Linked DNA regions of Homo sapiens: regions 2, 3, 4, 5 and 6 are each linked to region 1. A link is a contact called in ENCODE Hi-C or POLR2A ChIA-PET data. All regions are on one chromosome and are shown on one strand. The core of a region is the stretch at or near the end of the contact, and the rest is flanking DNA. Distances in the headings are between cores, read along the strand shown. Region 1 holds the start of BACC1 (BPTF associated chromatin complex component 1). Region 2 holds the start of CNTROB (centrobin, centriole duplication and spindle assembly protein). Region 3 holds the start of NAA38 (N-alpha-acetyltransferase 38, NatC auxiliary subunit). Region 4 holds the start of KDM6B (lysine demethylase 6B). Region 5 holds the start of TP53 (tumor protein p53). Region 6 holds the start of FXR2 (FMR1 autosomal homolog 2).

Region 1 (4,713 bases), core at 786-3,285:
CCTCTGCCCCTCTCTGGGAACCTCCACAGGGACAGGAAGAGAGACTGACCCTTCTTTGACCCAGGCCCAATTCTCTCACTAAACCTCAGATGGGACCTTTAACCCCTAGGCAGCAACTCCACAGCCCTCACCAGCCTTCTGTTTCTTTATGGGGGGACCCCCGGCCTCAGGGACACTGGAGCTGCTGGGAGGAGGGGCAGCTGGAGGAGGTGACAAGACACCAGATGCCACCTTCTTGGGCCCTTTCTTGGGTGACTCAGCTGGAAGGGGGATGCCAGAATCTTCATATACCTTGCGTTTCACAGTGGCCTTTATCTGGGCCCTGAAGAAAAGAGAGAAGAGGTTAGGAAAGGAGTCATCAGAGAGACTAACAGAAGAGGGGACGGGAGGGGAAGGGGTTCTGGGAGTCCCTTCATAAGAATCCAGGTCGGGGCCCCAACCCATTGGTAGGGTTCTCACTTTCTCGAAGTTTTACACTCACTCAGGATGGATGGAGTGTGGAGAGTGGAGTCCCTGAACTGAGTAGTGGGAAAGGCCCATCTCCTAATTCTCTTCTGGGAGAGACATCAGGTAGAGCTTGGTGATTTACAGGTGGATTGAGATTTACTGATCAACTAGTTCAGGGTCACCATATCCCTGGAAACACTGCAGTGGGGTCCTCAAACATTTATATAAATAACCAGGGGACTTCCATCATCAAATACAATAACAGCATCTCAGGCAACCTAAATTCACATTCTTGGAAGGATTACCACAGCATTTTAGGAACTTCTGACCAACTGTGACAATTCTATTCTTTCAGTCCTCAAGGGGATTCTAAAAAACTAGTGACAAAGTAGGGAAGCAGCTGAGCTGGAAAGGAGTTCTGAGGACGATGGAACCTTGGGTAAGGAGGAAGAAGGCTGCCCACCCGCCCTTTTCTGGCAGCCACCCTCCCTCACACTGTCCGTTCCTTGATGACACAGCTGATGTGATTAAGATCGTCCCCAAATCGCTTCACAGCAGCCCTCAGCATCTCTATTTCCGTCTCCGTCCACTTCGCACTGTCAGAAGGGGAGAGGGGGGATAGCAAAAATGGGAGGGGGGGTGTGGAGCCCGCCCACAGGCTATGCATCCCACAGCCAACCAGCCGCCTCCTTCCGATTTCTGGGACCCCTTCCACGGATGCATAAAGAGGTCCTCCGTAAGGGGAGGCGGAAAGCTCTTGAGGCCCTGCGGGAACCGGGAGGACCCCAATCACAAGAAATCACAACCACCTCCACCTTAGACACCCCTTTCCACCATCAACGTTAAACGGCTGCTGTACACAGCACACTGAAACCAACTCGCCAGGAAGGGCTTTTCAAAACAGACCCACCAACACAGCCTGCAGCCGTCTGGGGGAATTCCATGAACTGGGGTGGTTGGGAGTGGCGGTGGTTTGTGGTCGACCCGTTCGCAGCAGGGAGAACTGTGAAACAGGAGTCTGGGCTATGGGCCTGTCTGTATTTTTATCTGTCATTCATTCCCTCACCCAACGATCATTTATTAACACCGACTCTGTGCTGTGCCACGCACAAAGGGAAACTAATGTCTGTCCCTGTGCTAGAGAGGGTCCGTGTCTGTGACCGAGTCCAAGCGCCCGCTCTCAGCGTCCACGTCCCAGTCCGGGCTCACGTACCCCGCAGGAGAAGAGTCGGCCACGGGATGCAGCTGCATCGTCAGCTCCCCGAGCTTCGTGAAGGCGGCGCCGGCCGCCGAGAAGATCTCTCCGACCTGGGGGCGGGGCAGCGTCACGGGGGGCCGGCGCCCGCCCTCCCCGTCCCGCCCGGAGCCCCTAGCCCCACCCCAGGCTCGGCTCCCGCCCGCCCCCCGCCCGGGGCGGAAGAGCCGCGAGCCAAGTGGGGGGCCCGCCCTCCCGTGGCCGCCAGGGAGCGCTGTCCGCGAGGGAGGTCGAACCTTTGTGGACGCTGACGTCATGGCCCCGCGCGCCTCCTCACGGAGACGCCGCCGCCGCCGCTACACGCGAGCCGGGACCACGGAGAGCAGGGAGACTGAGCGGCTCGGGCCCCCGCGCAGGAAGTCCCGCCCTCCCCGCAGCGGATAGGCTCAACCCGGCGGCTCCCCGCCCCATCAGACGCAGTCGCTTAGACCGCTCGGCGCGCCCAGTCGATGGGGAAAGCCTTCGCCTCACTTCCGCGCCACACTTCGCTCCACTTCCGCTCAGACATCGGGACTTTCCAGGCAGAGGCCGACCTCTAGTCTCAGCCCCGTGCTCGCCCCCACTCAAGCACAGACACAGGGCTGAAGAGAGCAGATTCTCTTTATTGAGATACGGGACACAGCGAAGGGTGGAGAAACGGAACAGCCCCCCAGCCTCAGCCCTCTCCACGGGGGCCGGATGCCAGAGATGGGAGAAGGGATTCAGTCTCTCGCCCGGGAAACCCAGTCCCGCAGAGGGCGCCGGCAAGGGTGGGACGCGACCTGGGTGACACGGTGCAGGGAGTCTTTAAATAGAGGAGGGGCTGGAGCGGGGAAACGCGCCGGGGCCCTAGCGCACCATGTATTCCTTGCGCTTATTGAGCCGAACTTGGCAGAAAGAGAAGCCTCCGAGGAGGAGGTAAAGGCCTGCAGCGATGAAACAGTTGTAGCTGACTTGCTCGTAAAGGTTGTATATGTTCTGGGGGCCATTCCTGGGGGTGGGAATGAAGCAAAGGGGTCAAACTTTAATAGGAGCCAACATTTTCTGAGCACTATGTGCCCGACACCTGTTTAGGCGCTGTTACGTGTATTACTTTATTCAATCTTCTTGACCATCCTATGGGGTGAGATCTGTCATAGCCATTTTGCAGAGGTGGACTGAGAAGCACAGAAAAGTAAAATACCTAAAGAGGTCACACCTAAGGTGGTGGGTTTGGGATGGCCGCTGAGGTCTGACTCCCTGGCTCCTAACCACATTCTCAAGAAAGCCGCTCTCCTCTCCAAGTCCTCTAACCTAGGGGCCCTAAGCACCGGGCCTCCCAGACGTAATTCTGACCCTAGGCCTCGCCACCTCCCACCTGCTCCCAGCCCGCCTCCCCCACCCGAATACTTACTCAAAATCTTTCTCCGTGAAGGGAACGTCCTCAATCAACACAGCGGAATGGACATTGAAAAATATTCCGAGCATTATCTGGAAAAGGGGAATGGGTAGACTGTTGAATTCAGGCACCTGACCTCATGTTCACTTCGTAAACCCCTCCCATTTCCAATGTTGCTACAACACCCGAGCCTGAGATTAACCAAAACGAGGTGGTGGTTACTGGATTCGGACTCAGCCACCTGGAACAGGGCGTGAGGTGGTGACATTGAGACAAGTGGTCGAGGCAAGGGTGGGAATAGTGACCAAGCCATCTCTCCCAGGAACCCAGATTATCGTCCTCTCTGGAGGCGTCATCATCACGGGACAGTGCGGAAGAGGGGAGGGAGAACCGGCACTTCTTCATATCATTTCTTCTTGAAGTGGCGGTGGGTGGATTACTGGGAAAACAAGGCCCAGCTACACATTTCTGGAACAAGCACTCTCTTTTCCTCCCATGTCCTCCATTCAACTCAAGCACCTCTCAGGCACCCCGCTCTTGTTTCTCCTACCTTGAGGGGTCTCCACCTTTACCAGCCCTGGCTCCTCCCACTCCAGGGCCCTCCGCTCCAGTTCCCTTTTTTCTTTTTCTTTGGGGACGGAGTCTCGCTCTGTCACCCAGGCTGGAGTGCAGTGGCGCGATCTCGGCTCACTGCACCCTCCGCCTCCCGGATTCAAGCGATTCTCCTGCCTCAGCCTCCTGAGTAGCTGGGATTACAGGCGGGCGCCACCACGCCCGGCTAATTTTTGTATTTTTATTGGAGACGGGGTTTCACCATGTTGGTCAGGCTGGTCTCGAACAGTTCCCATTTTTCAATTTCAGTCTGTCTCCTTCTCCGGGGCCTGTAGATCCCCGGCCCCTCCGGCCTGCCTGCGGCCCAGAGTTTCCTCGCCTCCCAGCCCTCCCAGCCCGGAGCCCCTCAGGCCCTCTCCGATCCTTGCCGGGGAGTCCCCTCACCAACATGATCACTCCCCAGGCGCTGAGGACGATGCCGCAGGCGGCCAGCTTCGGCCCACAGCACAGGAGCGACGCCATAAAGAAGGGAGTCGGGGATCGCCGAGGTGCAAGCGGGCTCGGAAAGCGGTGGGAGAAAGCCCAGGATGCCCTCGCAGGGGGGCAGAGGGGGCGTGGCCCCGGCCTCAACCATCCCATCCGGGGGCGGCAGGCGGAAAAGGCTGGGCTCCTCTCAGGACTTTCGCGGGAGACGGCGCCGTCTGAAACCAAAACTGCTCCTGGGGAAACCTTCCTTGACCTCTGTAGCTAGGGCGTGAGTATTGGAAGAGCGAGGGCCTCCGGTTTGTTGGTCCCCCTCCCCCCGCACACGGGAATGGAAGGAGCTGGTATGTCACGTGACCAAGCCTGTCACGTCACGTGACGAGGAACTAGCCTTAGCGAGGCCATGGGGGAAAAAGTCTAACTGGCGGAACTCCTGGGAACTGGGGCGATGGGCTCTTAGTATCGGAGGATTGGAGCCATCTGATTTTTACCTGAAATTCCTTAGTCTCTCCTGTGTTGGGGAAATGGTAAGTAAGACAGATTTTCACCAACAGAGAGCGTTTCTATCTCTTCTCTACTCCTCCCTTTTAAAATTGAGATTCTGACAGTGTAAAGGAGT
Region 2 (3,992 bases), core at 1,396-3,895, 920 kb before region 1:
ATAGTGCTATAAATAACACACAGGTCTGTGATTCACTTAAAGGTTTCAGCAGAAACAAGCTAACTCTTTAGAGGGGAAGAATGACTGCAGGTTAAGAGAAAGCCAGGTACTAGGCAACAGATACCTGTGTTCCTGAAGGAGTAAAGGGGGCAGGAGACAGTAGAAAAAGATGAAAACTGAAAGGCAAGTGATAAGCCTCTTGGGTTCTTAAGAGGTACAAAAGCAATAAAGGGAGAAATAAGGAACAAAACACCTGGATTTCCAAGAAAGCAAACAAGCTAGGAGAACCACAAGGAGAACTCACTTGAGCAAGGTGGCTGTGCTATCACTGTCAAAGGAGTCCTCTTCCCGTCTCTCTGAGCCAGCGCCAGGAATGAGAGGATCCCCTGCAGGCAGCCAGAGGGACCCCAAAGCCAGAGTCAGGTAATGACAAAAACAGGGGCCACCTGAAGAGAAAAGGCCTTCCTTTCCAGTTCCCTCACTCCTTCACCCCCTCTCCCAAAGAACGGGAGACTTTTCTCCTGAAATCTCTTGCTCAGAGGTTTTCCTGCCTGCTTCCTCTGTCCACTTTCTCCCACCCCTTACATCTAGGTTCTCCTTCATAGTTCTAGGGAAGGGGCTTACTCACGATAGGCTGTATCACGTGAGGTTTGGAGCATGGTCTGGAGCTGACCCCGAACACTTTCCATCTCAAAGATATGCTTAGAACCATCCTGGAAAAAAGCCACATGGAAATCAGATGCAGTCTGTGTTATCTATCTCCTACCTATTGCCAGGGTAGAATTTTCACTCCAGCACTTTGGAAAACAAGAAAAACCAAACGGATCCAATAAGGGATGTCCTAAACTTGAATCAGAAATTCAAATACTACAGAAGCCAGAAAGAGAGTGTAAATAAAATAATCGAGGAGGTATAAGACAAGAGTTGCGGAGATTCTTGCCGATTCAAGAACAAATGTAAGGACTGTATGGCTTATGGCTATCATTTTCAAACTCTGGAAGACCTAACCAGTCTGCAAATTGACTCTGACACCTTTTCTATACAATACTAATAACTATCTTCTCTGTAACATGTTGTAGTTGACTAAGCTATGTCTTAATGATGTACATGCCAAAGTTGGAACCATACTATCAACATAGTGTTGAGCTGGAAGGATCGGAGCTGCTATCCTAAGTCCCTAGCTCCCTCTTGGGATCAAGAAACCTTACCCATTCCCAGTGCACGGGAAATAGCTCACCAACCTACCCCATAGGTTTGCTCTATCTACTCGGAGCAGAGATGTCTCTCACAAAAAAACACTGGGAAGTTTCATAATTTTCAAATTATGGTGTCCCAGGTCACTCCCTCCCTTATAAGCATGGCTGCCTATGCAGTTAAAAGGAATATGAAATCCAACAGGAAGAGTTCAAATCTCATCAAAGCTTTTTATTTTTACCAACCCCAATCCCAAGACTCTCTGGTGTCTAGTGCCACAGTGGTCTCCAAGACACACTTCCCTCACCTTTTTCTTCAAGTTCTTTTCCAATCCGACTGACAAGCTTCGACTCAATTCTTGGGCGAAGCCGTCTAACCCTTCATGAGGCGGGGAGGTGGAGGGTAAATACAGCTGGGCTCGGGCCGTGGCCTCCGCCTGCCGGCTGAGGCGCAAAGAAGCATAGAGCTGGGAGGTCACTTCAGACGACACTTGGTTGAGCCCAGGGGGTTCTGATGAATCACTCAGGAGATCCTCCGCCCCGAGGGGTGAACTGGGGCTGTCAGCTGATGTTGCCATGAATACAGGGAAGAGACAACCGGAGACAGCAAAGAGCTGGGAGGTTCTGCTTTAGCAAAGTCCAGGAGGAAAAGTTCACGGAGAAAGACTTGGGAGAAGGGAGGAAGACTCCACGCCAAGGATCCTTGGTGAATTAAGGATATCGAGGCTTTCTGGTTAGAGGAAAGGTTTCCACCAGTTCCAGGGGCCATGGGAGTGGGCAAAAGCATCCCTTTCCCCAGCTCCTGGGAACAGCGTTAAGAGGGTGCAGCGCAGAGCGGGTGCGGACAGAAGACCTACTGTGGGACAACAGCGCTGCTGAAGCTCCTCTTCCCGACTACGAGTGCTGGAAGCTGCAGATCAACTCCGGCACAGGCTATCCCCGGTCAACTGAGCTCTTAAGTTCTCACACCCAAAACGTCCCAACGGAAACGGACCCAAATCCACTAGGAGCCCAATTTCTGTCCCCCTGCCCTACTAGTCCCTCAATTGGTTCCAGTCTCAAGAGAGGGCGGAACCTCACGCTCCCCCATCCCTTCACCCGTTCTACCCAGGGTCAGCTCCAGCTCCCTTGTACTTTCCCTTCGACCCCTCCTGGCAAGAAAGCCATAGCGAGCTTCCTTGTTCCCTAGAATCTCTCCCTCCCGACCACCCCAAAAGAAACCTTGTGAACCCTCAGTCACGCCCTAAGTCGTCCCTAAGAAGCACGCCGCCCTCAAGCCTAGCCCGAGATCCTCTGCCCCGACGACCACCTGGTTCCGCCTACTCTCCACCCTTCCAGTCCTCAGTCCCCAATTTGCCAAAGTGGGGGGCAAGCGATTGACCTCCTCCCCTGAGATCCCCCTCTCACGCCTCCCCCTACGCTCAAAACCGTTGGCAGCCTCCCGCCCACTGTCCACGGCTCCGCCTCTCTCGCCTCGATGACGTCACCCGCCCGCGAGACCACGCTCGCAGACACTCACATCACTTCTGTATCCCGAGCGCCTGGCCGCGCGTGCGCGGCTCCGGTGGCCACAGATTGGCTGAGGGAGGGAGGCGGAGTCTGACAAGCAGCACTGGAGCGGAGTTAATGCCCAGCCGCGGCCGAGCGAGAACCCCCCTAAGGGGCGGAGCTCCGTGGAAACCGGAAGTAACTCTTGACGGGCACTCGGAGCAGTTCCGGTGAGTCCGTGGGTGGGGTCCCCACCTGGTTGGAAGGCTGTGGGTCCGGGAACCCGAGCCCAAGGAGTGGGGGCGGCCCCGGAGCGAGGCTCACACTCCCTGCCCTGCAGATGACTGTCCACAACCTGTACCTGTTTGACCGGAATGGAGTGTGTCTGCACTACAGCGAATGGCACCGCAAGAAGCAAGCAGGGATTCCCAAGGAGGAGGTGACGAGAGGGCCCCGGTGCAGCCCGGGCGACCTCTCATCTCCAAACACCTATAGTCCCAACCCAGCCCCTCCTCTCCAAACCCCAGCTCGTTCCCACCCCCCACCCCATCTCCCGCATCAACCGAGAGCTAACTCTGCCCCTCTCCCTCCAGGAGTATAAGCTGATGTACGGGATGCTCTTCTCTATCCGCTCGTTTGTCAGCAAGATGTCCCCGCTAGACATGTACGCGGAGTCAGAGAAGATGTTGGGAGGAGGGCTAGCCTTGGGAATTTGGGGATGGGGGAAACTTTCTGAAGTGGAAGGAGCATTGGCCTCCAGAGGGGGGAAAGGGTACTTAAGAGAGGCTGAGTCCGGAGCGAGAGTGCTGGAGCTGGCAGGAGTGGGGGTGGGGAGGGTCTGAAAGTAGAGAAGTTGGTGGGGGCTAAATTGAGGGGTGACGATGGGCGATGTCTTTACTCAACCAGGCTTCTACAAAGGATATGTTTAGATAAAGAGGGAGTCGATGTTTGCGGGGATCAGAAGTGTCTCTTTGGGAGAGATTCTGCTCCCATTCTTTAACACCCTCCTCATCTCTGCAGGAAGGATGGCTTCCTGGCCTTCCAAACTAGCCGTTACAAACTCCATTACTACGAGACGCCCACTGGGATCAAAGTTGTCATGAATACTGACTTGGGCGTGGGACCCATCCGAGATGTGCTGCACCACATCTACAGTGCGGTCAGTGCCAGCCCCAGGGACCCATCCCCCAGAGCTCTTCAGAACCCCAAGACTCCCTCATCTCCCCTGCCCCAATCCTACTATATGTTTGCTCAACTCAAGAGTTTTCTCAGGGGCCCTTAGGTTCTTAACTCCCACCACCACTTTCTCCT
Region 3 (4,713 bases), core at 266-2,765, 840 kb before region 1:
CCATCACTAAGATACATGAACTGCTGTTCCCAGGCTTATAAAGGAGTCTCTTGTCCCCCTGTGACCCAGACACTCCTAGAATTCCCAACCCTGGGGACCTAGGTGCTGTGCTTTCCTCAGTTGCCTCAATGTAAAGGACAGAAAATACACTCCCACCGGTTATGGAAAAAATGTTGCCCTGAAGATCGGCCTGGAGATTTGCTGGGATTCCCCATTCCTTCTAACCTGCTCCTTGTCACCAGTTCTCACCTCCAGTGTGTGCTCCTGCGACGTGAGCGTGTTAATGATGCGGATGCTCCGGGTCTTGGCAGACAGCCGCCCCACCTCATAATACGACCCCTGCCACCAGGGCTTCCCAAAATCGTTGGCCCAGTCCGAACAGGGCAGCTGAGGCGGAACGTGCACAAAGCGGCCCCGCGGGGTGCAGTACCTCAGGCAGCCGGTCAGCGGATCTATGTGCTTGCGGATCTTTAAAGGAGGGTTTGGGGCGAGGGTGTCAGAGCAGCCATTAGGCTCTGGCTAGCCTCCGCCTTTCCTTCCCATCCCCGCTCTCCATTTCCTCTACCCACAATCCCAGGTTCCAGCATAACTCACGTCTCTGGTCTTTGGATCAAACCAGTGGCTGATATCCTGGCCTGCAACTTCCACGATGGGTTTCAGCAGCAGGTTCCCTTGAAAAGAGCAGCACAGCCACTGTCAATGCCAGCCCTTCGAGAACCAGGCAAACGCGCGCGTGCACACACACACACTCCGGCCCCGGCCCAACGTGTGGCCCTTACCCTTGTATTCCTGTGCCAATGACGTTAGGTCGTACACGCGTCCCAGGTAAGATACCCAGAGGTCTTCGGGCCTGTTATGTTGGGCCACCTCCGCCGGCGTGAAATAGCGACGCTGAAAATACTCCAAGTCTGGCCCAGCCACCAGGCCCCGGCGCGGCATGGCTCTTGCTCTGTCGGTCACTGGATCTCTTGGTTACTCCTTTGCTCCTCAGCACGTACTCACTACTACTACGACCTCCGTCGCGTCCGGGAGCCGAGGGGAGAGCGTTTATCCGCTGACATGGAAACCATTGTCCTTTTCCGGCCACCGTCCACTGAGATAAATATCAGGGGCGGGGTTTGGACTGCACGTGTTCACGGGAAACGTAGTATGAGTCCCGCGTGGGGCATATAAGGATCAAGTAATTGAGTTGCGCCGCTTTCAGGAGTTGCGGGGTGGGGCAGAGAACGAATACGCTCCGTTTTAATTCAGTGGCCTGGGCTACATGGGATATTTAGGACAGACTATCTCTCTGAGACAGAAAAACAAGGGAGGAGGCAGTATGAAAGAATGTATTCTCGCTAAATTCCAGTTTCTAAAGGATGTGTAAGAAACCAGAGGTAAAGGTCTCGCGATATCTTAAGACATCCGGCGTAGTACGCTTCAGTGAGCCACAGCGCTAGAGAAGTAGGAGAAGCTCGCGAGATCTGTGCCGTTGCCGAGGAGACTAGGAGGGGGAGGAGAGGGGATCTCGCGAAAGGAAAGAGGTCGGGAGCGCTCGCGAGATCTCGGACCACCCAACCTGAAAGGTGCTTAGGAAGTTGAAAGGCCCAGAGGAGGCCTCCGGGCAAATGGCCGGAGCTGGACCGACCATGCTGCTACGAGAAGAGAATGGCTGTTGCAGTCGGCGTCAGAGCAGCTCCAGTGCTGGGGTTAGCACGGGCTCTGGTTCTGGGACTGAGGGGCAGTCAAGCAGCAAGATGGAGGGGGTGGGGAACTGCAGCTCCCGGCAGCCTCTGGGCTTTGTGTGAGTGCCCCGCGGGCTGCCGGGAGCTGTGGTTCCGCGGGCGGGCAGCCTGGGCTGCGCGGTCTGAGCGCTTGTTACACCCCGCGCAGGATTCGGACGGAGAGCGCGAGGACTCGGCGGCTGAGCGCGCCCGACAGCAGCTAGAGGCGCTGCTCAACAAGACTATGCGCATTCGCATGACAGATGGACGGACACTGGTCGGCTGCTTCCTCTGCACTGACCGTGACTGCAATGTCATCCTGGGCTCGGCGCAGGAGTTCCTCAAGCCGTCGGGTCAGTGCCCGGGGAATGCACACCCGCCTGGTAATGTGGCGGAACCTTACGCAAGGCATTTCCCCTTAAGGGCCTGGCTGCAACCCTTGTTTTCTGGGGCTCGTTTTCGTGGCTCAGAGGGGCGGGACTGATTCTGGCCTACTTTCCTGATGCTCTGATCCTTCTTTCCAGATTCCTTCTCTGCCGGGGAGCCCCGTGTGCTGGGCCTGGCCATGGTACCCGGACACCACATCGTTTCCATTGAGGTGCAGAGGGAGAGTCTGACCGGGCCTCCGTATCTCTGACCACGATGGCGCTTACCTTTCAGACTTCATTAAACTTATGACCGAATGGGCCTGTGTCTGTGTGTAGCTGGGATGCCGGTGCAGGATAGCACACCCCATCCCTAGAGGAAAGGGCTCATCTGAAGTCGGGAGCACCCTCAACCCTCCTCTCCCAACCAAGATGTCCAGGGGTGCCAAAGGTTCTCTCAAGTTCAGGGGTAGAGATGGGGGGCAGGGCTGAATGACGGACCAACAGGCCCCAGGGTGGGCCCCTGCATCTTCCCTCCCACGGCTGCTGCTCCAGAATTGTGGCGGGAGGGGGTGTCATCCTGCTCCGGAAGGCCCATTGTTTCCCACCCCGGCCTGGCAACACCGAGTTCCTCTAAGCTGGGGTCAGAGAACGGGCTCAGGTCCCCAAGGGGAGCAGCGGCAGGCGGCCGAGGCTGGGCCCCTCCACTCTATTGAGGGGGAGGTGCCTGGGGTCAGGAACAGATCTCTGAGGTCTGGCCAGGAAGAACGGACAAAAGCGATAAGGCCAGGGGGCTCAAGGATGCTCCTCTCTGCTCATTTGTAGCCCTGGCACATGTTTCCTGTTCCTCGGCACAGGGCAGGGGTGATAGTACTTGTGCCACGCCTCTGTTCGCAGAGCGCGTTCAGTTCGTTAAATCTTTATTGATGCGTGGACACTCCTTCCCCTCCAGCCCCGCCCCCCAGCCCCAGAAATACTAGAGAAGCTGCACCATAAAACGAGGGCACGAGATTGTTGTCCCATTCACGACGGAGCTGAGGGGGAGGTGTGCAGGTTCCAGCCTAGATGTTCAGGATTGAGATGTGGGTCGTGAAAGGAAAGTGGGTTTTCCGGGATGTGGGGGCTTTTCTCAGCACTGGGTCCACTGACGCTGCTGCTCCCAAGGGGATGCTAGGACTCCGCTCAGGCAGGGGTGGGGGCAGGGCAGGTCGGAAGATGCCGGGCTTCAAGTCCTTGGGCCGAATAAGAGGGAGGGCAGCCGTCAGGGTTGTTCTTGACTCGAGGGTCATTAGACCCAGACCTTTCCTGATGTGGGAACGGCCTGGGACCCTGGTGAGGCCCGGATTTGCCGCGGCTGCGGGGCGCGCCGACGCCGATAAAGGGCTCGGCTGTAGGGCACGAGGCAATCGGCTAGGCGGAGGCGCAGGCAGAGGCGGCGGTAGCTGGCCAGAGCAAGCACGAGCAGCGGCACGAGGAGCAGGAATCCGGTGACCAGTAGGGCCGTGAAACCGGGGTCCCGCAGGTGCGCGGTGCAAGGGGGTGCCTGGGAGCGCAGGAACTGTGGGAGAAGAGGCGTCAGGCCCAAGCCGACCAGGCGATACTGTGCACGGGGTGGAAACAGCCCAGGCGGGTTGAAGTTGTGGCCCATAGACCCCACCGCCAGCATCACCACACACCAACACTCACACTCACACGCACACCCCGGGGCGCACGCTCACCTGAGAGTGGCAGAGGAAGCCGAAGCCCAGCATGGTGACAGCGGGTAGCAAGATGGTCCCTAGCACCAGCACCAGCAGGAGAAGATTGAAGGCAGCCACCAGCAGATTCTGGGCTGTTACAAGAACAGCGCAGGCCCAACAGTCCAGGGGGTCCCGGGGCTCTGGGCCGTCACCAGGAACCGCTCGCTGTGCCCCGGGGACATCCGCCATGGCCCGCCTGGATCCCGCCCGCCTGGGCCGCTGCCCTTATAGCCCTCTTTCCTGCCCCTCCCCCGGCCCAGCCTCTCCCCACCCCCCTTATCCTGGAATGCGGCTCTAGGATTAGGCACCCCCCATCCCGAGGAGCGGACCAGAGCCCTGGACATTCCACAGGCGCCTCCGGGGAGGGGCTCACCCTCGCCAGGGTCTGCGCAGTCCTCCCCATCAATCACGGTCTTGCAGCCCTCCCGGTACTCAACCTGCTACCACCAGCCGTTAGCGAAACAGGATTTTTTTTCTCCGTTTATTTTTAATATTAATATTCTCACACAAAAATCACCGAAAATAGGGGTAGGGTTGGGAAGACCCCTCTGCCCCTGGGGCAGAGAGACAGTGCAGTGCGAGGGTGCGGGACTGTAAACCCCCCACCCCTCCGCAGCCCCAGCGTGGAGAAAAAACAACCAACAAAACGAAAATAAAGCCCCAGAGAAACTCACCCCGGGGTGTCCCTGCCCCAGTGAGGCCCTGGCCCTGGGTTGTTTCACACTTAAAAAGAAAAGGGGGTGGGGGTGAAGGTCTGTGTTTTTTAAAGTTGGCCGGGGCTGGGAAGGACGGGGTTCCTTTTCCTCATAGTTCTTTCTTTAAAACCTTTAATTTTTTTATTTTATTTATTTTTTTTACAAAATACCATTTCAGTTCCCACTTCTTCCCCTACAGTACAGGAGT
Region 4 (4,713 bases), core at 2,074-4,573, 820 kb before region 1:
AGCACAAACCGATTCATTCCAATACCATCACCAACCCTGGGACTTAATAGAGAAGAACAACCATAGCAATCAACTGAGTCCCCCTCCACCAAGTGAGAGGCTACAAACCGATTCACCCGCATACACACAATAAAGACCCTGACTTTTCAGCCTAATACTGTTTCTTGACCCTTTTCCTTTCATTGTTTGCAGATGGGGGTGTGCCATTATGGGGATTTCAGGGATAAGCTGGTGTGTAGTGAACCCCCCCCCATACTACACACAACTCTTCCGTCTTTCAACCACTCCCACTTCAAATCAATCTGGGGAAGGGGGCAATAGGACACTTGGCCATGCAGCAGGTGGGAAAGTAAAATGACGGCTAGGTAGCTTTTTCTATGGGGGCGGAGCCTTGGAGGGGAAGCTCTTCTGTGCCAATCTAGGGAAAAGTGACCCAAGGCTCCCTCAGCCCAGCAAAGGGGCAAAGTCTTTCAGCCACACCACACCCGTGCCCCTCCCCCTCACAAAACTCCAGGCCGGGGTTTCCCACCTGCAGGATGCTAAGACCACGGGAAGGGAGAGGGGAAAGAGATGGCACGGGACTGGAACTGGACTCGGGGCAGAGGTGGGAGGGAATAGAAGGGGGAGGAAGCCTCATTGCCTGGCAACCATCCCGGGGCACGTGCACTAGTGACATCATCCCAGGCCACCTCTAACACAGACCTTTGACCCCTACGGGGCGGAGTGGGTGTGCTGGCTAAGCTTCCTGGAAACACTGGAAACACCCTTAGGAATTCTGGGAACCCAAAAAGGAGACATAAGAAGAAACCCAGGCGTCCTTATCTCTTTTACCCCTAATACGACTCCAATCCCAGGGACTCAGGCCTCTTGCCTGTCTCCTCCTCTCCGCCTGCAGCCCTGACCTCCCAACCCACATTTCTGACGGGAGTCGGCCCGACACGCCCCTCGGAGATACTGTGCCTTCTCTCTCCTGGGCGAGATCTCGGTGGGGGCCGGCAGGCGGGGACGGGGGCACCGGGTCCCGCGGGGCTCCGTCTTCCATCTGCAGGATCCCCCGTGCCCCAGCCGGCCGCCAGCCGGAATCTGTCTGGGTCCCCAACTCTCCCGCCCCTCCCCGCGCTGTTCCAGGGCGGAGTCTGTGGAGTTGAAACCAGGACACGGCGAGAGGAAGAGTTATATAACCGGGAGAAGCGAAGAAGGACGAGTGGAGACAGGGACAGACAGCCCGAAAGGAGCCGAGGGAGGTGCAAAGAACGCCGGGGCGAACGAGGAGGAAACGTTAGGAATGGGAAGGGTTTTGGTGCACATCAAAGAGCAGGAATTCACGCGAAGAAGGGGCGTGATGGCCCAGAAGAATCACCTGGGCCGTCCGGGGCTTCCCCGCAGTGCCCTCCTCCGCCACCAACAGCAGCTGGGCCCGGGCGGGAGAAGCCTTGGGAAGGGGCGCTGGTACCCGCTCGCTTTCTCTTGGGAAAGCAACTTAAGCCAGAGCCCGGGAAGGCAGCGGCCGAGCAGATGGGGCCGGAAACCACAGCTCCGCCCAGCCCACCTGGGAGTGTGGGGCGCCAGCTGGGGGGAGGTGGGGAACAGGTAGTCGGCCCTCCCGAGCCAGGCTGGGCATTATGGTCGCGACCGGCGAAACGGTGCAGACCGACCGAGACGTGTGGGTCCCCAGGGGCTGAAGAGCGCAGCCTCAGGCGGCTTTACACAGACTCCACGAGGGGAGGGGGGCGCCCGGCTCGCCGCGCAGGCGCAAGGGGGTGCTCGGGCGCGTGCGGCGCAGGGCGGGGGGTGGGCGCGAGCGTGTGGGAGTGCACGTGCGGGTCCCAGGCAGCTGCTGCCTCCCAGCCTCCGCCGCTGCCCCTCCCCTCTCCCTTTCCTGTCGCTATCATCCCCCTTCCCCATTGGCTGCCAGGGCCCTGACGTCAGGGCCGACCGCTGGAGCGGATTGGGCGGACGGGAGAGTTCGGGAATCCGGCTCCCAAGTCTCGCCCTCCAGTTACTCTGGCAACAGGACAAGCAACCCAGGGGAGGGAAGGGGAGCCGAGGTCAACGCTGCGCCTCGGTCCCTAACCCCCTCCGGACAACCACCGAGTCCCCTTCGGTCGCGGCGCAGCTCGCTACCTCCCCGCCTTCCTCCCAGGGCTCTTCCTGTCCCGGGAACCAGGCGTCCTGCCCTCGGCCTTCCCCACAGTCTTCAGGCCCTCCGCTGTCTCTAACCCCCACCAGTGTCACAACATAAGCTGCAGCAAACAGGAAGCGAATCTACGTCGCTTAGCAACCACCCCGCGTGCCCCCCTCCCCACTATTTACCCCAGCCGGGAGAGGCGGAGATTGAGTCCCCAGCCCCCTCCCCGTCTTCTGCGCTGCGACCTCCTGCCCACAATTTCCTGTGAGGGGGCCCAGATCACAGGAAGTCAAGTGGGGGCCTCAGCCTACCTTTCCCTCGGACCGGGGCGGGGGGCTTCAGCTACTTTCACGGTCACATCCCCCACCTGCCCTGGGTGCGTCTCGCCCTCGCCATCTTGTGGCTACGTTGGGAAGGCTCCGCACCGAGAAGCCGTGCGGGGCGCGCTAGGGTTCGGGAACGGCGGAGTGGGAGAAGGACTAGGGATGAGGAGGCTAGCGGGGCGAGACGGAGTGAAAGGGAGGCGCAGGGGGGTGGTGGGAAGAAGGCGAAGGCTACCGCTGGGAAGCTCTCGGGGCCGCTGGTGGGAAGGTCAGGCTGAGGCTTCTACACCTCACCCGTGCAGAGAACTGGAGGGAGACTTAAAGTAGTCCTGGGACCGGGACACACCCAAGTCTGACCACATCTGACCTTACTGGGCCATGGCATTGACCTGTCTGCAAACTCTGCCCTTTAGTCCTGCCCTTCAGTAAGGACCGCCGCGCCCCGCCCCGCCCCGCCCTGGAGTCGGGAAGGGGAATCCCAGCCCAAGGGGAACGGGGAGTCCTTTCAGGCCCCTCTGGACATTTGGAACCTGAGACATCTGCCTCCCAGTTCTTCCTCCTTCCCCGCCGTTCTCTCTTCTAGGGGACCCATGACCTCCGCCCCAGTCTTCTTCCCAGTGCCCTTCCCAAGACCCAAACGTCCATCCCCAGCTCTACCCCTCCAGAGACTCAGGCGTCCTGCCCTGCTGCAAGGAGAGGGTTTCCCTCTTTACAGACGTCCTCGCGGCTCCCCGTTACCTGGTTCTGGGGGGGGTCCCAGGTGTTCAGGCTCCCCAAGGTATCCCAGGGGGTCGAGCGGCCCCCCCTTCTCCCAGGCCGGGGCTGGGGGGGCCGCTCCGCCCAGTGGCGCAGTTGGATTTTCCAACACAAACACCCGCACCCCCGCTCCCCAGCCCCGCCCCCTTGTGGTCCCGCCCCTCCTCGCGCTCTAGTCCCCCTCTCCGGCTCCGCCCCGTCTTCTGCCGGTCCCGCTCGCCTCAGGGCGGGTGCCGGCTAGGATGCCGGGTGCGGGGTGCGGGCTTCAGGGTGCGGGCCTCAGGGTGCAGTGTACGGGGTTCAGCCCTGATCCCTGCCTGACAAATCCCTACTCATTTGGATCACGCGCCCTTCTAAGGTAAGCCCCGCCCCACCCACTGAAGTCCTGCCCGGAGACTTAAGCCACAGCCTCTTCAGGCGGCTCCGCCCTGCCCATTCGTTCAGGGCCACGCCTCCGTTCCGCTCCAGGCCGCCCCACCTCCCTCGCTTCTTTCCCCGTCCAGTAGCAGCTCCGCAGTAGCTCTGTCCTCCGTGAGGCCTGGGCTTCCTCCCTCCCCAGACCCTCACCATTGCATTGAGAGACTTAAGGCTTGTTGTCGCGGGTGTTTTACAGCACTGAGCTCCAATACAACTCTTTCACTTTTATGGCTAACACAACTAGGTATCTCCAGGGCCACATCACACAAATTCGGCCAAGGTCAAAGTCTGAGTGAGGTCCGGCCTCAGTCCTAGGTGCAACATCTGTCTTAGCTCCTGGAGTCCCTGACCCTCTCTCTCAAGCGGAGAAGAGGAGGAGGTCTCAGCTGTCCAGGCTCATGAGTAGAGCAGTGCCCCTCTTGATCCAATGATCAGGTGTCATGGCCCCAGACCGCAGGTCAATGCCGATGACAAAGGAGGCTCGGTCTGAGCTGCCTGCCCGGTTGGGATAGTAATAGCAGGGGCAGGAGTACATGCCTGGGGGAAAGGAGAGGAGAAGTCAGACCCCTGGAGCCTCCGGGAGAGCAGGGCAGGAGCAGGGCAGGAGCGGGTGTGGGATGGGCTGGAGCAGAGAATGGGTTAAGTTCCAAACTAGGGACGGGGCAGGCAGGTCCTGCCTGGGGAGCTGTCCCACCCTTGGCGCTCTTCTTGCGGCTCTCTGCAGGCCGGAAGTGGATCGTGGGCATGAGGCAGACAAGCTGCATGGGCTCTGCCTCCACCAAGCAGGAGTTCTTCCGGTCCCAGCCAGCACCTTCCAGGTACAGGCCCCGGACCCAGACACCATCCTGGGGAGAAATGGGAGCAGGTCTGGGAGAAGCTAGACTTCAATTGCCAGCGCCCCTGACCTGCTCCCTCTCTCCTCCCTTTTCGTCCAATTATTTCCAGTACCCTCTTTTGCTCAGAGCCCCAAGCACAACTGGCTCCCACCTTGGGGGGATACACTAGGTTGCTGTCATCCACAGTGGAAACGATAAACTCCCAGGAGAGGCTGTCCACTGAAACCTGGGGGTTGAAGGTGAGAATAAGAGA
Region 5 (4,713 bases), core at 1,084-3,583, 670 kb before region 1:
AACTCGTCTTGAAAAACAGTCCCGTTTGTGAACAGGAAACACTTGGACTACACTTTTTCCATCTCCACGAAGGACTTAAATGTGCAGCATTGATGAAGAGGCAGTTAGCCCCAGTCCTTACCATTTCTGCATATTCCACCTGCTCCCCCTCATGGTACAGCTCTGGGGGCAGGTTATAAATTCGCAAGATGTTATCAGCACTATTGGTCAAGATGCAGGAACCGTCAGGAGCCCTAGAAACAGGGGAGAGTTAGAAAGCTGGCCAGACCTATGCTTTTCAAGTGTAGGGCTAGGGCTGAGCCTGCCTCTGGGGTAGGTAAGCCCCCCTGAATCCTTGAGGGAAGTAGAAGACACAAACTGCTAGATAAAATGTAAGCTCAGTCTAAAAGGGCTACGTGCCGCTTCTCCCAGCTCTGGGGCATCCCTCTCCTAGAAAACTGGACTGTTTTACAGTGAAAATCTCGGGGGTGGTCAGCTCCCTGCCCCGTTGTTATCCTTACCACTTACAGCCTTTCAAGAAGTTCTCAGGTTGGGTGCTGAACTCTGACCAGGAACCACTGAGAAATCGAGGCAGCTGGGAGAAGCTGTAGTTCCAAGCGCTGAAAGGAAGATGGGGGACAATAAACCTGGGTCGCCAAGCAAAGGGGGCAGAGGCCTGGAGAAGTGGGTCTCAGGACCAGAGGACAGATCGACCTCACACTTCATCTCCCCAGACTCCACACTCCACTGCCATCACCACTTACGTGTCTCCCTCGTCCTCTGCAGCGGGTTCCCCAGAGGTATCTTCCATGGCTTTTCCAGACCCCAACTCTGGCCCGTTCGCTTCTTCTTCAGAAAGGCTCCCGTTTGCTTCTTCTGCAGGAAGGCTTGTATTTTCAGAAAGTTCTTGCTCCTCGATTCGAGGACTCAACTCACTAGGGGAACCAAACTCTGTTTCCAGGGGAGTGGAGAGAGAAACTGGGTCCCCCTCCCGTAGCTCCTGGGACACAGCTGAGCCAGCCACAGGATCTGGGGACAACCGGGGCGGATCCCCCCTTTCGGGAGGCGGTGGCATCAGTTCAGAGTCCGCATTTTTATTCATCGGGGAAGCGTGGGGAGAAGGATGGGCTGGAGCTGGGTCCTGGTCTGAAGGACAGCAGTCCGGAGCTAACGGTTGAGTCTCCAAAGTCTTCATACTGCAGAGGAAGCACAGCGGAGATTAGCCTCAGCCAGGATGGCTTCGAAGTTCTCAGGGATCCGACGCAGAGCTAAAGAAACCCACCTGTGCTTCCCTCCTCTTCTGGGAGTAGGCAGAAGACTCCCGGGAGGAGAGGCGAACAGCGGACGCCAATTCTTTTGAAAGCACTGTGTTCCTTAGCACCGCGGGTCGCTACGGGCCTCTTGCTGTCGCGGGATTTCGGTCCACCTTCCGATTGGGCCGCCGCATCCCGGATCAGATTTCGCGGGCGACCCACGGAACCCGCGGAGCCGGGACGTGAAAGGTTAGAAGGTTTCCCGTTCCCATCAAGCCCTAGGGCTCCTCGTGGCTGCTGGGAGTTGTAGTCTGAACGCTTCTATCTTGGCGAGAAGCGCCTACGCTCCCCCTACCGAGTCCCGCGGTAATTCTTAAAGCACCTGCACCGCCCCCCCGCCGCCTGCAGAGGGCGCAGCAGGTCTTGCACCTCTTCTGCATCTCATTCTCCAGGCTTCAGACCTGTCTCCCTCATTCAAAAAATATTTATTATCGAGCTCTTACTTGCTACCCAGCACTGATATAGGCACTCAGGAATACAACAATGAATAAGATAGTAGAAAAATTCTATATCCTCATAAGGCTTACGTTTCCATGTACTGAAAGCAATGAACAAATAAATCTTATCAGAGTGATAAGGGTTGTGAAGGAGATTAAATAAGATGGTGTGATATAAAGTATCTGGGAGAAAACGTTAGGGTGTGATATTACGGAAAGCCTTCCTAAAAAATGACATTTTAACTGATGAGAAGAAAGGATCCAGCTGAGAGCAAACGCAAAAGCTTTCTTCCTTCCACCCTTCATATTTGACACAATGCAGGATTCCTCCAAAATGATTTCCACCAATTCTGCCCTCACAGCTCTGGCTTGCAGAATTTTCCACCCCAAAATGTTAGTATCTACGGCACCAGGTCGGCGAGAATCCTGACTCTGCACCCTCCTCCCCAACTCCATTTCCTTTGCTTCCTCCGGCAGGCGGATTACTTGCCCTTACTTGTCATGGCGACTGTCCAGCTTTGTGCCAGGAGCCTCGCAGGGGTTGATGGGATTGGGGTTTTCCCCTCCCATGTGCTCAAGACTGGCGCTAAAAGTTTTGAGCTTCTCAAAAGTCTAGAGCCACCGTCCAGGGAGCAGGTAGCTGCTGGGCTCCGGGGACACTTTGCGTTCGGGCTGGGAGCGTGCTTTCCACGACGGTGACACGCTTCCCTGGATTGGGTAAGCTCCTGACTGAACTTGATGAGTCCTCTCTGAGTCACGGGCTCTCGGCTCCGTGTATTTTCAGCTCGGGAAAATCGCTGGGGCTGGGGGTGGGGCAGTGGGGACTTAGCGAGTTTGGGGGTGAGTGGGATGGAAGCTTGGCTAGAGGGATCATCATAGGAGTTGCATTGTTGGGAGACCTGGGTGTAGATGATGGGGATGTTAGGACCATCCGAACTCAAAGTTGAACGCCTAGGCAGAGGAGTGGAGCTTTGGGGAACCTTGAGCCGGCCTAAAGCGTACTTCTTTGCACATCCACCCGGTGCTGGGCGTAGGGAATCCCTGAAATAAAAGATGCACAAAGCATTGAGGTCTGAGACTTTTGGATCTCGAAACATTGAGAACTCATAGCTGTATATTTTAGAGCCCATGGCATCCTAGTGAAAACTGGGGCTCCATTCCGAAATGATCATTTGGGGGTGATCCGGGGAGCCCAAGCTGCTAAGGTCCCACAACTTCCGGACCTTTGTCCTTCCTGGAGCGATCTTTCCAGGCAGCCCCCGGCTCCGCTAGATGGAGAAAATCCAATTGAAGGCTGTCAGTCGTGGAAGTGAGAAGTGCTAAACCAGGGGTTTGCCCGCCAGGCCGAGGAGGACCGTCGCAATCTGAGAGGCCCGGCAGCCCTGTTATTGTTTGGCTCCACATTTACATTTCTGCCTCTTGCAGCAGCATTTCCGGTTTCTTTTTGCCGGAGCAGCTCACTATTCACCCGATGAGAGGGGAGGAGAGAGAGAGAAAATGTCCTTTAGGCCGGTTCCTCTTACTTGGCAGAGGGAGGCTGCTATTCTCCGCCTGCATTTCTTTTTCTGGATTACTTAGTTATGGCCTTTGCAAAGGCAGGGGTATTTGTTTTGATGCAAACCTCAATCCCTCCCCTTCTTTGAATGGTGTGCCCCACCCCGCGGGTCGCCTGCAACCTAGGCGGACGCTACCATGGCGTGAGACAGGGAGGGAAAGAAGTGTGCAGAAGGCAAGCCCGGAGGTATTTTCAAGAATGAGTATATCTCATCTTCCCGGAGGAAAAAAAAAAAGAATGGGTACGTCTGAGAATCAAATTTTGAAAGAGTGCAATGATGGGTCGTTTGATAATTTGTCGGAAAAACAATCTACCTGTTATCTAGCTTTGGGCTAGGCCATTCCAGTTCCAGACGCAGGCTGAACGTCGTGAAGCGGAAGGGGCGGGCCCGCAGGCGTCCGTGTGGTCCTCCGTGCAGCCCTCCGGCCCGAGCCGGTTCTTCCTGGTAGGAGGCGGAACTCGAATTCATTTCTCCCGCTGCCCCATCTCTTAGCTCGCGGTTGTTTCATTCCGCAGTTTCTTCCCATGCACCTGCCGCGTACCGGCCACTTTGTGCCGTACTTACGTCATCTTTTTCCTAAATCGAGGTGGCATTTACACACAGCGCCAGTGCACACAGCAAGTGCACAGGAAGATGAGTTTTGGCCCCTAACCGCTCCGTGATGCCTACCAAGTCACAGACCCTTTTCATCGTCCCAGAAACGTTTCATCACGTCTCTTCCCAGTCGATTCCCGACCCCACCTTTATTTTGATCTCCATAACCATTTTGCCTGTTGGAGAACTTCATATAGAATGGAATCAGGCTGGGCGCTGTGGCTCACGCCTGCACTTTGGGAGGCCGAGGCGGGCGGATTACTTGAGGATAGGAGTTCCAGACCAGCGTGGCCAACGTGGTGAATCCCCGTCTCTACTAAAAAATACAAAAATTAGCTGGGCGTGGTGGGTGCCTGTAATCCCAGCTATTCGGGAGGGTGAGGCAGGAGAATCGCTTGAACCCGGGAGGCAGAGGTTGCAGTGAGCCAAGATCGTGCCACTACACTCCAGCCTGGGCGACAAGAACGAAACTCCGTCTCAAAAAAAAGGGGGGAATCATACATTATGTGCTCATTTTTGTCGGGCTTCTGTCCTTCAATGTACTGTCTGACATTCGTTCATGTTGTATATATCAGTATTTTGCTCCTTTTCATTTAGTATAGTCCATCGATTGTATATCCGTCCTTTTGATGGCCTTTTGAGTTGTTTCCCATTTGCGGTTATGAAATAAAGCTGCTATAAACATTCTTGTACAATTCTTTTTGTGATCATATGTTTTCGTGTTTCTTGGAGAAATACTTAGGAGGGGAATTGCGAGTTTGGAAGTAAAAAGTAGCTGTATTTTGAACTTTTTCAGAAGCTCTGAGTTTTCCAGAGCGGTTGTACCATTTTACA
Region 6 (4,713 bases), core at 885-3,384, 600 kb before region 1:
ATGTGAAGTTTTCCTGCTACTACCCTTATTTCATGACAGTTTTTCCTATTTTGAATTTCCCCAGCATTATTTATTATTATTATTACTATTTTTTGAGACAGAGTGTCGCTCTTTTTGCCCAGGCTGGAGTGCAATGGCACAATCTGGGCTCACTGCAACCTCTGCCTCCCAGGTTCAAGCAATTCTCTTGCCTCAGCCTCCCAAGTAGCTGGGTTTACAGGCATGCACCACCATGCCCAGCTAATTTTTGTATTTTTAGTAGAGATGGGGTTTCACCATGTTGGCCAGGCTGGTCTTGAACTCCTGACCTTGTGATCCACCCATCTTGGCCTCCCAAAGTGCTGGGATTACAGGCGTGAGCCACCGCGCCGGGCCACTATTATTATTATTTGTTGTTGTTGTTGTTGAGATGGAGTCTCGCTCTGTCGCCCCAGCTGGAGTGCAGTGGCACGATCTCCGCTCACTGCAACCTCCGCCTCCTGGGTTCACGCCATTCTCCTGCCTCAGCCTCCCGAGTAGCTGGGACTACAGGCGCCCGCCACCACGCCCAGCTAATTTTTTTTTTTTTTTTTTTTTTTTGTATTTTTAGTTGAGATGGGGTTTCACCGTGTTAGCCAGGATGGTCTCGATCTCCTGACCTCGTGATCCGCCCGTCTCGGCCTCCCAAAGTGTTGGGATTATAGGCATGAGCCACCGCGCCCTGCCATTATTATTATTTTTAAAGAAGAAATTTCACTCATTGCCCAGGCTGGAGTGTGGTGGCATGATATCCACTCACTGCAACCTCCACCTTCCTAGGTTCAAGCGATTCTCCTGCCTCAGCCTCCTGAGTAGCTGGGACTCCTTCCGAGTAGCTGGAACTACCACGGCTAATTTTTTGTATTTTAGTAGAGACGAGGTTTCACCATGTTGGCCAGAATGGTCTCCATCTCCTGACCTCGTGATCCGCCCGCCCGTGATCTCGGCCTCCCAAAGTGCTGGGATTACAGGCCTGAGCCACCGCGCCCGTCCTAATTTTTGTATTTTTAGTAGAAACAGGGTTTCGCCCTGTTGAGGCTGGTGTCAAACTTTTGGGCTCAAGTGATCCACCGCCTGAGCCTCCTAAAGTGCTGGGATTACAGGAGTGAGCCACAGCGCCCGTCTGAAACTATTCTTAAAGCTTTCTTTCTATTCTTTCTTTCTTTTTTTTTTTTTTTTGAGACTGAGTCTTGCTCTGTCGCCCAGGCTGGAGTGCAATGGTGCGATCTTGGCTCACTGCAACTTCTGCCTCCCAGGTTCAAGGTAGTCTCCTGCCTCAGCCTCCCGAGTATCTGGGATTACAGGCGCGTGTCACCACGCCCGGCTAATTTTTGTATTTTATTAGATGCGGGGTGGGGGGGGGGGTGGGTTTCACCATTTTGGCCACGCTGGTCTCGAACCCCTGACCTCAGGTGATCCGAGGACCTCAGGTGATCCACCTGCCTCGGCCTCCCAGAGCGCTGGGATTACAGGCGTGAGCCACCGCGCCCGGCCAAAACTTTCATTGTATCACAATCTCTTCAAGGTAAGAGCCATGACTGTTAAATCTACTACAGTAGAGAGTTACAGATTCTTAAAATATCGGCGATGCATACGCGAAGAGGGTAAAGCTCAGCGCGTGCGCACCAAGCACCTTTTTCCTTGCGGCGACTCCTCTTCTTTTTTTTTTCTTTTTGGAGCGTGCGCACCAAGAAAGACAAAGGTGGGGAAAGTGACCAAGCAGTCGTTCAGGCGCATGCCCATCCCTAACTTGTCCAAGCCCGGTGGGGCCAGCGGCGGCGGAGTGGGTGTGGCCTGAGCGCTGTGTGACTGTGCGGACGCCGCCCAATCGGACTGAGCGAGCCCGGCCCCTCCCTCCCCCTGATTGGTTGGTTCTCAGTGTTGTGGGGCGGGGAAAGGAAGAGACGGGGTGGCTGGGCGGTGGAGCGGTGAAGAAAGAAGGCTAATCTTGTTCTGCGCAAGCGCTAGCAAGCGACCAGGAGGGGGAGTGAGAGAGTGAAAGGGAATGTGGAAGCCCCGATGCGCTAGCTGGCGCTAGCTGGGGCTCTAACCTTGACGCCTGCGCGGTGGCCCTCGGGGCCCCGCGCGCAGCGGGCGGGTGCCCGGTGCGCCTGCGCAGTAGGCGGCGGTGGCAGGGGGAGGTGGAGGCTGTGGAGCGGCAGCGGCAGCAGCGGGTCCCGGGACTGAGGCAGCAGCGGGGGCGGCGGCGGGCGGAAGCTGAGGTGACGAAGGCAGCGGCGGCGGCGGCCGTTTCCCTCACGGTGGCGGAGACCAAGGCGGCGGCGGCGGACGGGGAGCGGCCCGGCCCCGGCCCCCTGCTCGTTGGCTGTGGCAGGGCCGCCGTGGGGCCGGCCCGGCTCCCGCCCCCCGCGGCTCCCCCTCCGGCTCCTCCTCCGGGGAGACGCCGGGGGCCTGGCCCGGCCCGCACTCAGACTGCTGCTGCAGCCGCCGCCGGGGGAGTCGGAGGCGGTGGCGGCGCCATGGGCGGCCTGGCCTCTGGGGGGGATGTGGAGCCGGGACTGCCCGTCGAGGTGCGCGGCTCCAACGGGGCCTTCTACAAGGTGAGACGGCGCGCCGACTGGGGACGCCGGTCCTTAGCCCCCTCCCCTGGCCGGAGCAGGAACGCGTGGGGCGGGATCGAGCTTCTGGAGCTGAGTCCTGGCCCTTAGAATCTTGGACCCTTGCTCCAACCCGCAGCCTTCCCTGGGAGACCGCTTAGAGTGAACCCTGTTCCTCTTATTTTTGACCCCTCTAAGGCACCTGCACCTGCTTCTACCCCCATCTCCGGGAGAATGAACTTCAGGCCATTATTGTCCCTGGCTTGGCGCTCCCCGCTCCGCAGGAGAGACCCCTTTACCCAGCTTCTAATTGACTGTGTCCGTTGTCTGGTGGAAGACATACCTTAGACCTTAATCACATCTTCCCCACGATCCAAGCACATGGAGAATTGTCTTTCTTCCACACGGTCCCTTTGGGAAGGCCCTCTGTCCCGTAAAAGATCCTTTCATCTTCCTCAGAGAGGCCTCTGCCTACTGGCTCTGGAACACTCACCCCACTTTCATCTTATATTCCGGTTCCCAAGCCAAGGAGAAATGGTCAGATCCATTTACGACGTTTGGCATCTTTGACCTCAGGAACCCTGGGTTGGATCAGTCAAGTTGCTTCCCAGCCAGCCATAAGGTGGCATCTTTCGCAAGTCTCTCTCCCCACCACACCTTGATCTCAAGACCCACTGCTCTACCATTCTACTCAGGAATGGATTTGAGGTCTCACTTAGACCTCAGATACCTTCAGGTCATTCATATAGTTTCTTCGTCTTGAGGCATGTAAGCTTCATAGTCATAATCTCTAAAAGGATCTCTGAAAGGAAGCTTATGAGGTTCCCTTCTGTTTATCTTAAGATTTCCACTTCTTGAAGACTCTTGGCCAACTATCCCAGTTCGGGAATCTGACAACCTTTTTTGGAAGACGGGATCATCTTTCAAAGACCCTTCCTTATTTCACCTCCCCCTTTGCCCAGGATTTGGTTCCTTAGAACTCCTTATAATACCACCTTCCTTATCTGCTCTGAATCTATTTTCTAGGACATTTTTTTCCCATTTAGATTAAGCCAGAGAGAGCCCTTTCTTGCCTCCCAAGAGTTTTTCTTTGTGTGACTGTTGGTATTCTGAACCTCTTGGATTTGATGCCTGGAATTGTCCTAGAGACTCTCCTGATTTCTGTCTCATTCTTTGATTTCACCCTGGGGAGCTGGGGAAGAGATACCTTCCCATGGCATCACTTGTTAAGAGTGGATCCCCCTTCCCCCTTTCCTTCAGTTCCCCTCAGGCCTTTTTCCCCCACTGTAGTCCTCTCTAGTTTCTCATGCCCTTGGAAATGTCTTTCTTTGACTCCTTCTCTAAGTCATATTTTTCTATAACTGCAGAGGGTCTTGTAATTTCTCTTGGGTGGTTTCTGCCTGTACTTCAGTTGCTAAGTGCATTGTAGTCATTTTTTTTTTTTTTTTTTTTTTTTTTGAGATGGAGTCTCGCCCTGTTGCCCAGGCTTGGAGTGCAGTGGTGCGATCTTGGCTCACTGCAAGCTCCGCCTCCCTGGTTCGCGCCATTCTCCTGCCTCAGCCTCCCGAGTAGCTGGGACTACAGGTGCCCACCACCATGCCCGGCTATTTTTTTGTATTTTTAGTAGAGACGGGGTTTCACTGTGTTAGCCAGGATGGTCTCGATCTCCTGACCTAGTGATCCACCTGCTTCGGCCTCCCAAAGTGCTGGGATTACAGGCGTGAGCCACCGCGCCCGGCCATTGTAGTCATTTTTTACTCACTCTTCATACTTACCCATTTTTGCCTTACTTCCCTCATCAGATTTATTTCTCTGCGGTGACTGTGGGTACCCATGTCTAACTTACCTTCTCAATTCAAGTTTTTAGCTTTTTCTCCTAATATTTCTGTATTCCTGTGTAATCCCCAGGAATCACCTTATTCCCTGTCTAGCTGAAGGAAGCTCCCTGCTGATCTCTTTTTGTCATTTTGTGCATACTTGCCTAACTCTTGGGACTTTTTCTTCTAGCCTGCCTCCATAGCATTTCTGTTTTCTTTGGCAAAAGTCTCTAATTCCTTTCTGCTTTTGATAGAGCACATTTGTCTCTCATATCCTTTTCCCCAAACTTGCATTACCTTTGTTGAAATAGCTTCCTAAA

The links. Hi-C counts contacts between places; a loop is a spot of excess contacts on that map. ChIA-PET counts read pairs that join two places held with the same protein, here RNA polymerase II (POLR2A). Pooled maps may share reads with other maps.
Region 2: a pooled map shows a loop between it and region 1 (9-fold over the local background). The contact joins the promoter of CNTROB here to the promoter of BACC1 in region 1. A Hi-C loop is called at or near these places in 2 of 37 single-sample maps with no recorded cell type and 8 of 50 pooled maps.
Region 3: a map of sciatic nerve shows a loop between it and region 1 (6-fold over the local background). The contact joins the promoter of NAA38 here to the promoter of BACC1 in region 1. A Hi-C loop is called at or near these places in 4 of 168 maps with a recorded cell type or tissue (Right ventricle myocardium superior, ascending aorta, endothelial cell of umbilical vein and 1 more), 11 of 37 single-sample maps with no recorded cell type and 21 of 50 pooled maps.
Region 4: a map of B cell shows a loop between it and region 1 (7-fold over the local background). The contact joins the promoter of KDM6B here to the promoter of BACC1 in region 1. A Hi-C loop is called at or near these places in 5 of 168 maps with a recorded cell type or tissue (B cell, Right ventricle myocardium superior, ascending aorta and 2 more), 16 of 37 single-sample maps with no recorded cell type and 19 of 50 pooled maps. POLR2A ChIA-PET finds 5 or more read pairs at or near these places in 1 of 52 experiments (B cell).
Region 5: a loop to region 1 is called in a map of CD8-positive, alpha-beta T cell, with 10 times the contacts of the local background. The contact joins the promoter of TP53 here to the promoter of BACC1 in region 1. A Hi-C loop is called at or near these places in 3 of 168 maps with a recorded cell type or tissue (CD8-positive, alpha-beta T cell, naive thymus-derived CD4-positive, alpha-beta T cell and natural killer cell), 12 of 37 single-sample maps with no recorded cell type and 18 of 50 pooled maps. POLR2A ChIA-PET finds 5 or more read pairs at or near these places in 5 of 52 experiments (B cell, CD4-positive, alpha-beta T cell, CD4-positive, alpha-beta memory T cell and 2 more).
Region 6: a loop to region 1 is called in a pooled map, with 9 times the contacts of the local background. The contact joins the promoter of FXR2 here to the promoter of BACC1 in region 1. A Hi-C loop is called at or near these places in 1 of 37 single-sample maps with no recorded cell type and 8 of 50 pooled maps.

Annotation. Positions count from the first base shown.
Region 1 is chr17:7,012,104-7,016,816 of GRCh38, reverse strand. BACC1 (BPTF associated chromatin complex component 1) reads right to left here and starts at 2,035. Exons shown (of 6, transcript NM_174893.4): 1 at 1,939-2,035; 2 at 1,661-1,755; 3 at 942-1,043; 4 at 132-322. The coding sequence starts at 1,959. It overlaps RNASEK (ribonuclease K), which reads right to left and starts at 4,193. Exons shown (of 3, transcript NM_001004333.5): 1 at 4,056-4,193; 2 at 3,075-3,151; 3 at 2,285-2,672. The coding sequence starts at 4,133. The coding sequence ends at 2,531. It overlaps RNASEK-C17orf49 (RNASEK-C17orf49 readthrough), which reads right to left and starts at 4,400. Exons shown (of 8, transcript NR_037717.1): 1 at 4,060-4,400; 2 at 3,075-3,151; 3 at 1,939-2,672; 4 at 1,661-1,755; 5 at 942-1,043; 6 at 132-322. MIR497HG (mir-497-195 cluster host gene) reads left to right here. Exons shown (of 3, transcript NR_038310.1): 3 at 803-999. It also overlaps ALOX12-AS1. RefSeq lists enhancers at 1-809, 1,222-1,722, 2,193-2,322, 2,073-2,573, 3,753-3,932 and 2 more and a silencer at 1,653-2,102.
Region 2 is chr17:7,930,859-7,934,850 of GRCh38, reverse strand. It overlaps CNTROB (centrobin, centriole duplication and spindle assembly protein), which reads right to left and starts at 2,645. Exons shown (of 19, transcript NM_053051.5): 1 at 1,502-2,645; 2 at 629-713; 3 at 305-386. The coding sequence starts at 1,771. It overlaps TRAPPC1 (trafficking protein particle complex subunit 1), which reads left to right and starts at 2,905. Exons shown (of 4, transcript NM_021210.5): 1 at 2,905-3,120; 2 at 3,275-3,345; 3 at 3,702-3,840. The coding sequence starts at 3,022. RefSeq lists a silencer at 1,597-1,774 and enhancers at 1,702-1,831, 1,962-2,251, 2,282-2,341, 2,562-2,611, 2,952-3,191.
Region 3 is chr17:7,854,361-7,859,073 of GRCh38, reverse strand. NAA38 (N-alpha-acetyltransferase 38, NatC auxiliary subunit) reads left to right here and starts at 1,515. Exons shown (of 3, transcript NM_001320925.4): 1 at 1,515-1,691; 2 at 1,876-2,059; 3 at 2,231-2,389. The coding sequence starts at 1,611. The coding sequence ends at 2,343. CYB5D1 (cytochrome b5 domain containing 1) reads right to left here and starts at 1,071. Exons shown (of 4, transcript NM_144607.6): 1 at 780-1,071; 2 at 595-671; 3 at 250-468. The coding sequence starts at 939. KDM6B (lysine demethylase 6B) reads right to left here. Exons shown (of 24, transcript NM_001348716.2): 24 at 4,278-4,713. It overlaps TMEM88 (transmembrane protein 88), which reads right to left and starts at 4,008. Exons shown (of 2, transcript NM_203411.2): 1 at 3,790-4,008; 2 at 2,975-3,629. The coding sequence starts at 3,999. The coding sequence ends at 3,360. RefSeq lists enhancers at 94-955, 761-980, 1,309-1,603, 1,331-1,700, 956-1,818 and 2 more.
Region 4 is chr17:7,832,827-7,837,539 of GRCh38, reverse strand. It overlaps KDM6B (lysine demethylase 6B), which reads right to left and starts at 3,323. Exons shown (of 24, transcript NM_001348716.2): 1 at 3,190-3,323. DNAH2 (dynein axonemal heavy chain 2) reads right to left here. Exons shown (of 86, transcript NM_020877.5): 84 at 4,612-4,686; 85 at 4,319-4,469; 86 at 3,798-4,161. The coding sequence ends at 4,007. LOC124904106 (translation initiation factor IF-2) reads left to right here. Exons shown (of 4, transcript XM_047437265.1): 4 at 896-2,132. The coding sequence ends at 1,923. RefSeq lists enhancers at 772-821, 2,490-2,989, 3,620-4,231 and silencers at 1,442-1,501, 1,522-1,941, 3,192-3,351.
Region 5 is chr17:7,685,110-7,689,822 of GRCh38, reverse strand. It overlaps TP53 (tumor protein p53), which reads left to right and starts at 2,333. Exons shown (of 11, transcript NM_000546.6): 1 at 2,333-2,446. It overlaps WRAP53 (WD repeat containing antisense to TP53), which reads right to left and starts at 1,346. Exons shown (of 11, transcript NM_001143992.2): 1 at 1,262-1,346; 2 at 744-1,175; 3 at 501-599; 4 at 122-233. The coding sequence starts at 1,174. RefSeq lists enhancers at 1,395-1,444, 2,243-3,442, 3,403-3,452, 2,916-3,463, 3,483-3,612 and a silencer at 3,913-3,972.
Region 6 is chr17:7,612,318-7,617,030 of GRCh38, reverse strand. It overlaps FXR2 (FMR1 autosomal homolog 2), which reads left to right and starts at 2,134. Exons shown (of 17, transcript NM_004860.4): 1 at 2,134-2,579. The coding sequence starts at 2,499. It also overlaps a transcript of SHBG not described here. RefSeq lists silencers at 1,890-1,939, 2,050-2,579.